3 separate regions of the Homo sapiens genome follow, and all the other regions are linked to region 1. The links are chromatin loops, found by intact Hi-C in ENCODE. Cell type or tissue: gastrocnemius medialis. All regions are shown on one strand. Region 1 overlaps RREB1 (ras responsive element binding protein 1). Region 2 overlaps RREB1 (ras responsive element binding protein 1). Region 3 has its middle 49 kb from the start of RREB1.

What was found. Hi-C counts contacts between places; a loop is a spot of excess contacts. Peaks named below come from ENCODE experiments on the same cell type or tissue, not always from the same donor. Only the 100,000 strongest peaks of a DNase experiment are listed, where the experiment ranks them.
Region 2: a loop joins it to region 1, with 2.3 times the contacts of the local background. A loop is called at or near these places in 7 of 110 quality-filtered maps.
Region 3: it touches region 1 in a loop (2.6-fold over the local background); 8 of 110 quality-filtered maps call a loop at or near these places.

The regions. Positions count from the first base shown.
Region 1 is chr6:7,237,694-7,240,193 of GRCh38, forward strand. The region is part of intron 10 of RREB1 (ras responsive element binding protein 1); the gene reads left to right. Among named protein-coding and RNA genes, the nearest start is that of SSR1, 74 kb to the right of the region's middle. In gastrocnemius medialis, a CTCF peak has its summit at 1,298 (motif pointing left); a DNase peak (open chromatin) is centred at 1,318; H3K27ac peaks cover 1,724 bases.
Region 2 is chr6:7,142,632-7,145,131 of GRCh38, forward strand. All of the region lies in intron 1 of RREB1 (ras responsive element binding protein 1), which reads left to right. Among named protein-coding and RNA genes, the nearest start is that of RREB1, 36 kb to the left of the region's middle. In gastrocnemius medialis, a CTCF peak has its summit at 1,175; no DNase peak of the experiment used is centred here; H3K27ac peaks cover 1,968 bases.
Region 3 is chr6:7,057,236-7,059,735 of GRCh38, forward strand. No RefSeq gene overlaps it. Among named protein-coding and RNA genes, the nearest start is that of RREB1, 49 kb to the right of the region's middle. In gastrocnemius medialis, no CTCF peak of the experiment used is centred here; DNase peaks (open chromatin) are centred at 563, 899 and 1,346; H3K27ac peaks cover 2,500 bases.

The DNA.
Region 1 (2,500 bases):
CTGGCCAACAAGTGTTTTTGAAACCTGCGTTATTATAAAATACTAAACGGGCCCGTTTTCCTGCATCCCTGCAATCCAGAGAGCCCACCACTATGTAAAAATGTCAGACTTACGCAGTGAAATGTGAGCTTCTAATGACTCATGTGAGTTGTTATGTCACTTTGGGAGCCTTTGTAGTTTGATGCAATACTTTCACATCATGGATTGTTTTCTGAATTTAGCATTAATAGGGACCTTCTCATGGGGACGTCAGCCTGGCAGTCCTAACCAACTGTAAAGGTGACGCACTTACCAGTGTGAAAATTACAGAGTAAACCATGTGACAGGGGGGAGCGAGAAGCCGATTGTTTTCTTTGAAATCAAGAATCCTATCATAGTAGCTTCTTACTTGTTTTCCTCTTGGCCCAGTTCTTTTCTCAATCTGGCCAGACTCAGAGAAGCAGCAGTGTTACCTTTTGACAATAAAATGTTAAAAGTACTTTATTTTTACTTGAAATTATTAAATACTGTGTTCAATTTTAAATGAAAAACAATAAGTAATTTTTTTCATTTTATTTTATTTTTGAGACAGAGTCTGTCTGTCGCCCAGGCTAGAGTGCAGTGGCACAATCTCTGCTCACTGCCACCTCCGCCTCCCAGGCTCAAGCAATCCTCCCACCTCAGCCTCCCCAGTAGCTGGGATTAAGGTGTGCACCACCATGCCTAGCTAATTTTTGTATTTTTAGTAGAGATGGGGTTTCACCGTATTGGCCAGGCTGGTCTTGAACTCCTGGCCTCAAGTGATCTGCTCACCTTGGCCTCCCACAGTGTTGGGATTACAGGCGTGAGCCACCGCACATGACCACAAGAAGTAATTTGGAAGACGCACCATGAACACTGACATACTGTACAACTAGTCACACTTTTTTTTTTTAATGTGGATGTTTTAAAAATAAATTTTGCAGAAAACACCTGCAGAATGATATGAGGAGACCCTGAAAACAGTCAGTGGGGTTCTCCACTTTTGTTCAGGTTGCCTTGTGGAGCTACTCAGAAGCACACAGGCCGGATTTCTGGGTGTCTGATTCTGCCCTTTCCGGGTTTCTAATTCTGTTGTCTTTGATTGTTGCATCTTTATTCTTAAAAGCGCCTGAGGAGATTTGTAAGCATCATCTTAAAGGGTCTTTTAGCTCAGGAGGGAATCAATGTCCCCTGTCTCTGATTATTACTCCTGATGTGAAATTGTGGCCATGCTGTCATGGGGGCGGTGCCAGGTCCACACCTTCAGGCTCTGTATGAATGGCGCCCCCTGGAGTCGTGTGACACAGCCAGTGCCGGTTAAGGCTAGTCCCTCCTTCCCCTGGGAAAACACGTGGCCCCTCTGGCTGGTCCCCAGGTGCCAGGCCCTTGCTGTGCATTCACAGGGGAGTGCGTGGCCTTGGGCACCTGCACTAGTTCAGGCTTCTATCGACATTAATCTAACGCCAGAGGCCCCTGTGATCTGTGTTTCCAGGGAGCTGTGTTTAATTGTGGCAATCCTAGGGTTATGAGACAAAAGTACTGGGCCCCAGCTCTGAAGTCATGTTGGTTAACACACAAAACCTTTTACCCTGTAACATTAGCAACTGGGACCTTGGACTCCAGCAACTTGGGGGAAAGGGAGGAATTCAGTGATACACAAGTGATGCACCACCAACTTCCGCCTCCTGAAGGCCCCTGATCCCCTCCCTCCTCCTCTCTTTTCCTCTCCACCTCCTTTTTCCCTTGTGCTTTCTTTCTCCCTCACATGCATCCGCACAAACCCAGGACAAGTTGTAGAGGAGCTTCTATTGCATTTTGAAACATGATGTTTACAGCACAAAAGGAATCCAAGTAAAAGGAGAGGGTAGGCAGACCAAAGCAGGAGGGGACTGTGCCTCTCTCAGTGGCTCACCCATCTGTGCGTTTGGGATGGGTCTAGGGGCGAGGCAGGGCTGCCAAAATGTCCTCTTCACATGCACATCTGTTGAGTGGAGCACATGATCAAATGCAGACATAGTTACGTATTGGTCACTCATTTGCAACCAAGCTTGGAGCAGGGGGAACAAAGAACCTTTAATGAGAAGATCTCCTGACTGTTGCCACCTAGGACCACAGTGAACTTGAACAGAGGTCACTGCAGGATGTCTCGGCAAGTCAGACAGGAGTTGTCCTGGGAAGTCAGAACTCACTGCTCCCGTTCCCCTGTGGGAGGGACACAGCCACCAAGGCCAGGAAGGGGGACTGGCCACCCTGGCTGGGGGCTGTCCCTGACTTCTTCTCTTCATGGGCCCCCAAAGATACCCAGGGGTTCCCCATTGGATTTCCTAGTGTCCATATTACGGTGTCCTTGCCACACTAGAACTCGTTAGAGGGCGTCTTTCTCTTTGTGATAGAATATAGGTGTTTTCTTGCTGTGCTCTAAAATCTCTTCATTCGCTTTTTTTTGTTGTCGTTAATATTTTAATTGTAATACCGTTGTTTTACTTTAAATGTATATTTT
Region 2 (2,500 bases), 95 kb before region 1:
GCCTCTGCAGCCATGTGATGGGCGGAGCCACGTGGGGCTAGCTTACCAAGCCAGGGCACTGACTTCTGCCCCAAGGCCGGGCAGGGAGGACCCCAGCACCGGCCACTCTAGGACCCTAGAATGAGTTCAGTGACTTTACGTGGCACCCCCTCTTTCCACTTTGAGACTTACCTCACTTTTGCTGCACCACCTTTGGTGGTCGCTTTTCTCTTAATAGTGATTCTTCATTCTTCATGGGGGGATAACTTTTCTCTTCTACACATGCTGGGACCCCTCTCCAGGAGGTTCTGGTGGAGCATGAACCAGTGGCTGGGGCATTGGAAGCTTCCCAGGCGATGCAAATACAAAGCCCTAATAAAGCTTTCAAAACTGCGTTAGAAACAGGTCACTTTTACATTTGTGTTGGAAACTTGTCTTGAGACAAATGAATACATTTGAGCCACTGGGATTTTTGGGGAAAATACAGCTAAAAGGGTTAGGAAATGATACATAAGGAAATTCTCCCATCTGATGCTGGCTGGCTTGCTTGCTTGCTGCAAACCCGAGTGTTTTCTATTAAGTGAGGCATTGTGGTTCCTATGCTAGCCCTGATGGGCCTTCAGCACTGGCAGGTGTAAATGCGGCTCATTAATTTTTTAAGAAGTTGGAACTCTGACAGTTTTCAGGGATGCTGAGTAGCTGGTACCAGATGTTTCTTTTGTTAAGGGCATGGAGAGGCAGTGTCACAGGTAATCAGGCTATGGTCGTTCACTCCCTTGGTCTGAGACTATGCGTTTTGTGGTGCTGAATGTTTTCTTAAACCAAGAAGGGTGTGGGGAGGTGCATGTTCTGGTTTCTAGTTGGGCTTTCCCCCGACACTGGCTCTTGCAGTATTATCTTAGGTAGAGGTGTTGACTCAATTATCATTAGACCCAGCTCCTGTTGGAAGAGAGTAAATGGTGCTTGGGGCCTCTTTATCTAGACCGTTTTGCCACCGCTGAAGTGACAGCCTGTGCTTCTAACTGAATTCAGTCCTTTTTTTTCACTCCCTTTCTGTGGAACAACAGCAAAGTCGGCTGCTCATCATTCGGGTGCAGACTTTACAGCCTCTGAACAGCCTCTGCTTTTGCAGTTTATGAATGCACCATTTGTTGTTTTGAGCACAACTGTTAGATACAACTGGCCTCTGCAGCCCACTCTGCCGGCGACCAGTGTGCATCACTGCAGCCTTTTTTTCTTTCTTTTTTTTTTTTTTTTTTTGCATAGGCCAAATTTTTGCTTTAAATACCACCATTTTGTCCACACTAGAATTTCTTTGACCCAACTTACATTTTTTCAAATGTAAGTTTCAGAAATAAGGTTTTAATTTGCTCAAACTGTTGGTCTAGGGATCCTGAATAAGTGCAAGTATTTTACTTTATTAAAGGGGGAATTGTTTTTGTGGCTTGGTTTTGCACACTTTTTTTTTTATATTCTCAAACATGTGACTTCCAAATTTTCCTTTAAATTGGGTTGAAGTTAGAAAGTTTTATTATTTCCTAAGTCATTATATTTTTTCTTTTTGAGCTTTATGCACAAATAATGTTTTCAGTTTAGAACTTAAGATCTTAAATGTTCTCATAACAAAAAATAAATATATGAGGTTATAGATATGTTAGCTTGATTTAACCATTTCACAATGTATACATGTATCAAAACCTCACCTGTACACTGTACATATACAATTTTAATTTGTCAACTATATTATAATGTGAAACTTAATTTTTAAAACTGAATTTAAGGGAAACTGTCAAAACCAAACTTTACAATGTGGTATTGAAGAGTATTTATAAGTAACTGTTTAATTTCTCATTCTTCTGCTCTTGAAACATGGTCTTATCCAAAGGTGATAGCATTAATGTTAGGATTTTCACTTCTGTTTTGTTTTTCTCACATAGACATTCTTTGGCCCTGTGTAATTATATAGGTGCTGTGTTCTCTGGTTGTATACATTGACATTATTCCTTTTTTTTTTTTCACAAATTATTTCTATTTCTTTGTATTTTAGTTAATGAAGTATATTTTAATCTTTTTCTACTGTGCTTTACATATTCAACAACTGGTTCAAATTGTCAGTTCTAACTGCTTTTAGGCCTTGCTTCTCCCAAGGAGATACATTTCTGTTAAGGCAGCAGTAAACATCTTACAGCAACCAACTCTATGTGCCTTGGTATCCTGGAGCTTCCAAAAATGAAACAGTCACTTGTTGAAAATGAAGAAGCTTTCTGTAGTTGAATTTTGAAGTAGATATATTTATTTGTTGTCCTTCAGCGAGGTTATGAAGGCCCTGGGTTACATCTGCATTTTTTATAAAATTGCGACATACAAACATAGTTAAGGGGGGAAAGTGTAATCTTTTGTGAGAGTCATGCTTTCTTCTTCGTCTCACCGTGTAGAGGGGAAGATCTGTCTTTTTATGATTAAAAAAGACACCCATTCTTTCCACTACCTGAAGAATCTTGAAGGTCCATGTGAAGACAAA
Region 3 (2,500 bases), 180 kb before region 1:
ATCAACAGAAATGAGAACAGGAAGCCAGTGTTCAAGGTAGGTTGAAGGGTTGATTTGCATTTAAGGCTAGGAGGGGTAGCTGGGTTTAGGTGAGTTAGGGGCAATCGATGGGTCAGGGCTGAAACTAGAGCTGTGAGTCATCTATATAGAGGTGATTATCATTCACACGTGTGAATGAGCACCTAAATTTGAATTTGGTGGCAAAGGACTAGTTTTAGGGAACATTCACAATTAGAACTTGCCTCAAAATATAATTTTGCAGGCCGGGAGCAGTGATATGCTTGTAATCCCAGCACTTTGGGAGACTGAGGCGGATGGATCAGTTGAGGCCACGAGTTCGAGACCAGACCTGGGTGACAGAATGAGACTCTGTCAAAAAAAATTTTTTAATATATATTTATATATAAATTAACATTAATAAATGTAAATGTATTAATAAAATTACATATATATGTAATTTTGCAGATTGTCCTCCTTCCTCATAGAGTGTAAGTTAGTCATTCCTTGGCTTTAGTTAGAACCGATACGCTGACTCAGCACTGTTCCAACCAAGTGCTTTAACCCAGCGGCTCCCTAACCTGCCTCATCAGATTAAGAGGCCGCACCACATAGTTGTTGCACCAGAATCTCCTGGGCCAGCAGTCCATTTTTTTTTTTTTTTTTTTTTTGAGACAGAGTCTCGCTCTATCACCAGACTGGAGTGCAGTGGCGCGATCTCGGCTCACTGCAACCTCCACCTCCTGGGTTCAAGTGATTCTCCTGCCTCAGCCTCCCGAGTAGCTGGGACTACAGGCGCGTGCCACCATGCCCAGCTAAGTTTTGTATATTTAGTAGAGACAAGGTTTCGCCACGTTGGCCAGGCTGGTCTCCGTCTCTTGACCTCAAGTGATCCACCCGCCTGGGCCTCCCAAAGTGCCAGGATTATGGGCATGAGCCACCGTGCCCAGCCAGTCTGTATTTTTAATAAGCTTTACAGGTCACTCCGGTATGGATCATTTTGGGGAACCAGTTTCTTAGCTAGTTTGTTGTAGAGCCTGAGACCTTCCCGTGAGACCTCCTATGTCTCTCCCAGGGAGAGAAAGAGCTCAAACTTTTTATGAGTTCGTTTCAACCTGTCCTTTTGCTTTTGTATATGATGGACGGTCATTGATAGTGGTGCTCAAAGTTGTTTTTATCCAGATGACCTGCTGCTTTCCAAATTTAGCACTGGTCTGAAAGAGTGGAGGGATGTGTCAGAAGTCCTCTGCCCTGCTGCTAGGCTGGAAGGAGATTTGGGTTGAAGAGCTATGTGGAGAGTGGAGAGTGACTCAAACTTTGTACATTGAAGCTTGTTGGAATGATGCAATCACCCAGGCATTGGACAGACCACTTCCTGTACCTTTGGATACACAGACCCAGGGTGTGGTATTTGGCAGTACTCTCAGGAGTAGGCTGGCTGATCCTCTTCAAGGGAGCTGAGTAGTCAGAGGTAAGGCCAGGCAGGCTGCAGGCTCCAAACCCACAAATGTTTCTAGTTTAGAGATAGATGGATTGTCAGAAACTTGGAGGGGGATTTCTAAAAGGTGATGAGTATGAACACCTTTCTCAAGGAATACCTGGCTCTCTAGGTATATGTTTCTTTCTTTATTGTCAGAAGACAAATGTCTGTCCTGTGGAGCAGCAGTTACACACGTTGTCACAGCCAGCTTTGAATTAGTTTGATGCTGATGATCTGCCTACAATTATCATTTGCTCTTCATTTTCCCATTTGGTTTATAAGCTGTAAAGAGACGAATTCACCTGTCTATATTATTACATGCCTGGTGAATGAGCAGGCGGAAATGAATGTTTAAAATTGATGGTGGAGGGTTTGAGGGGTAGGATCACACCACACCCCACACCCCATACCCGACTCCAGCATCACATACACAGAATTCAAGCTGTCCATTTTTCTAAGTCTCTAACTGTTGAAGCCAAGGGTGGGTCATTTTGTTATTGCTCCACCCCTACCCAATAAACAGTGGAAGTTGATAGAGTCTAGTGGGGTTTTTTTAATTGTGGGAAAGTATACATGTAAAATTTATTATTATGGCTTGAAGCCGGGAAGCAGAGGTCACAGTGAGACAAGATCATGCCACTGTACTCCAGCCTGGGCGACAGAGCGTGACTCCATCTCAAAAAATAAAATAAAATAAAATAATTTACCATCTGAACCATTTTTAAGCACACAGTTCAGTAGTGTTAAGTGTATTCACATTGTTGTGCGGGAGAATCTAGGTTTTTAAAAATCCATTTAGAATATAAGGAAGTATTCTAAAAATGTCAGAAAATGAAACCCAGAGTTATTAAAAAAAAACTATACATGAAAGAAAATAGTTTTATGTGCAAACACAGCATTTGTATTCTATCCTAAGAGAAGGCACATAGAATGTTTTTCTTGTAGGACAGGCTTGCCTGAGTCTGTCCTTTCACAGTAACTAATTTTAATCAGTACAGAGGAAAAAGACAATCTGGTGCTTGA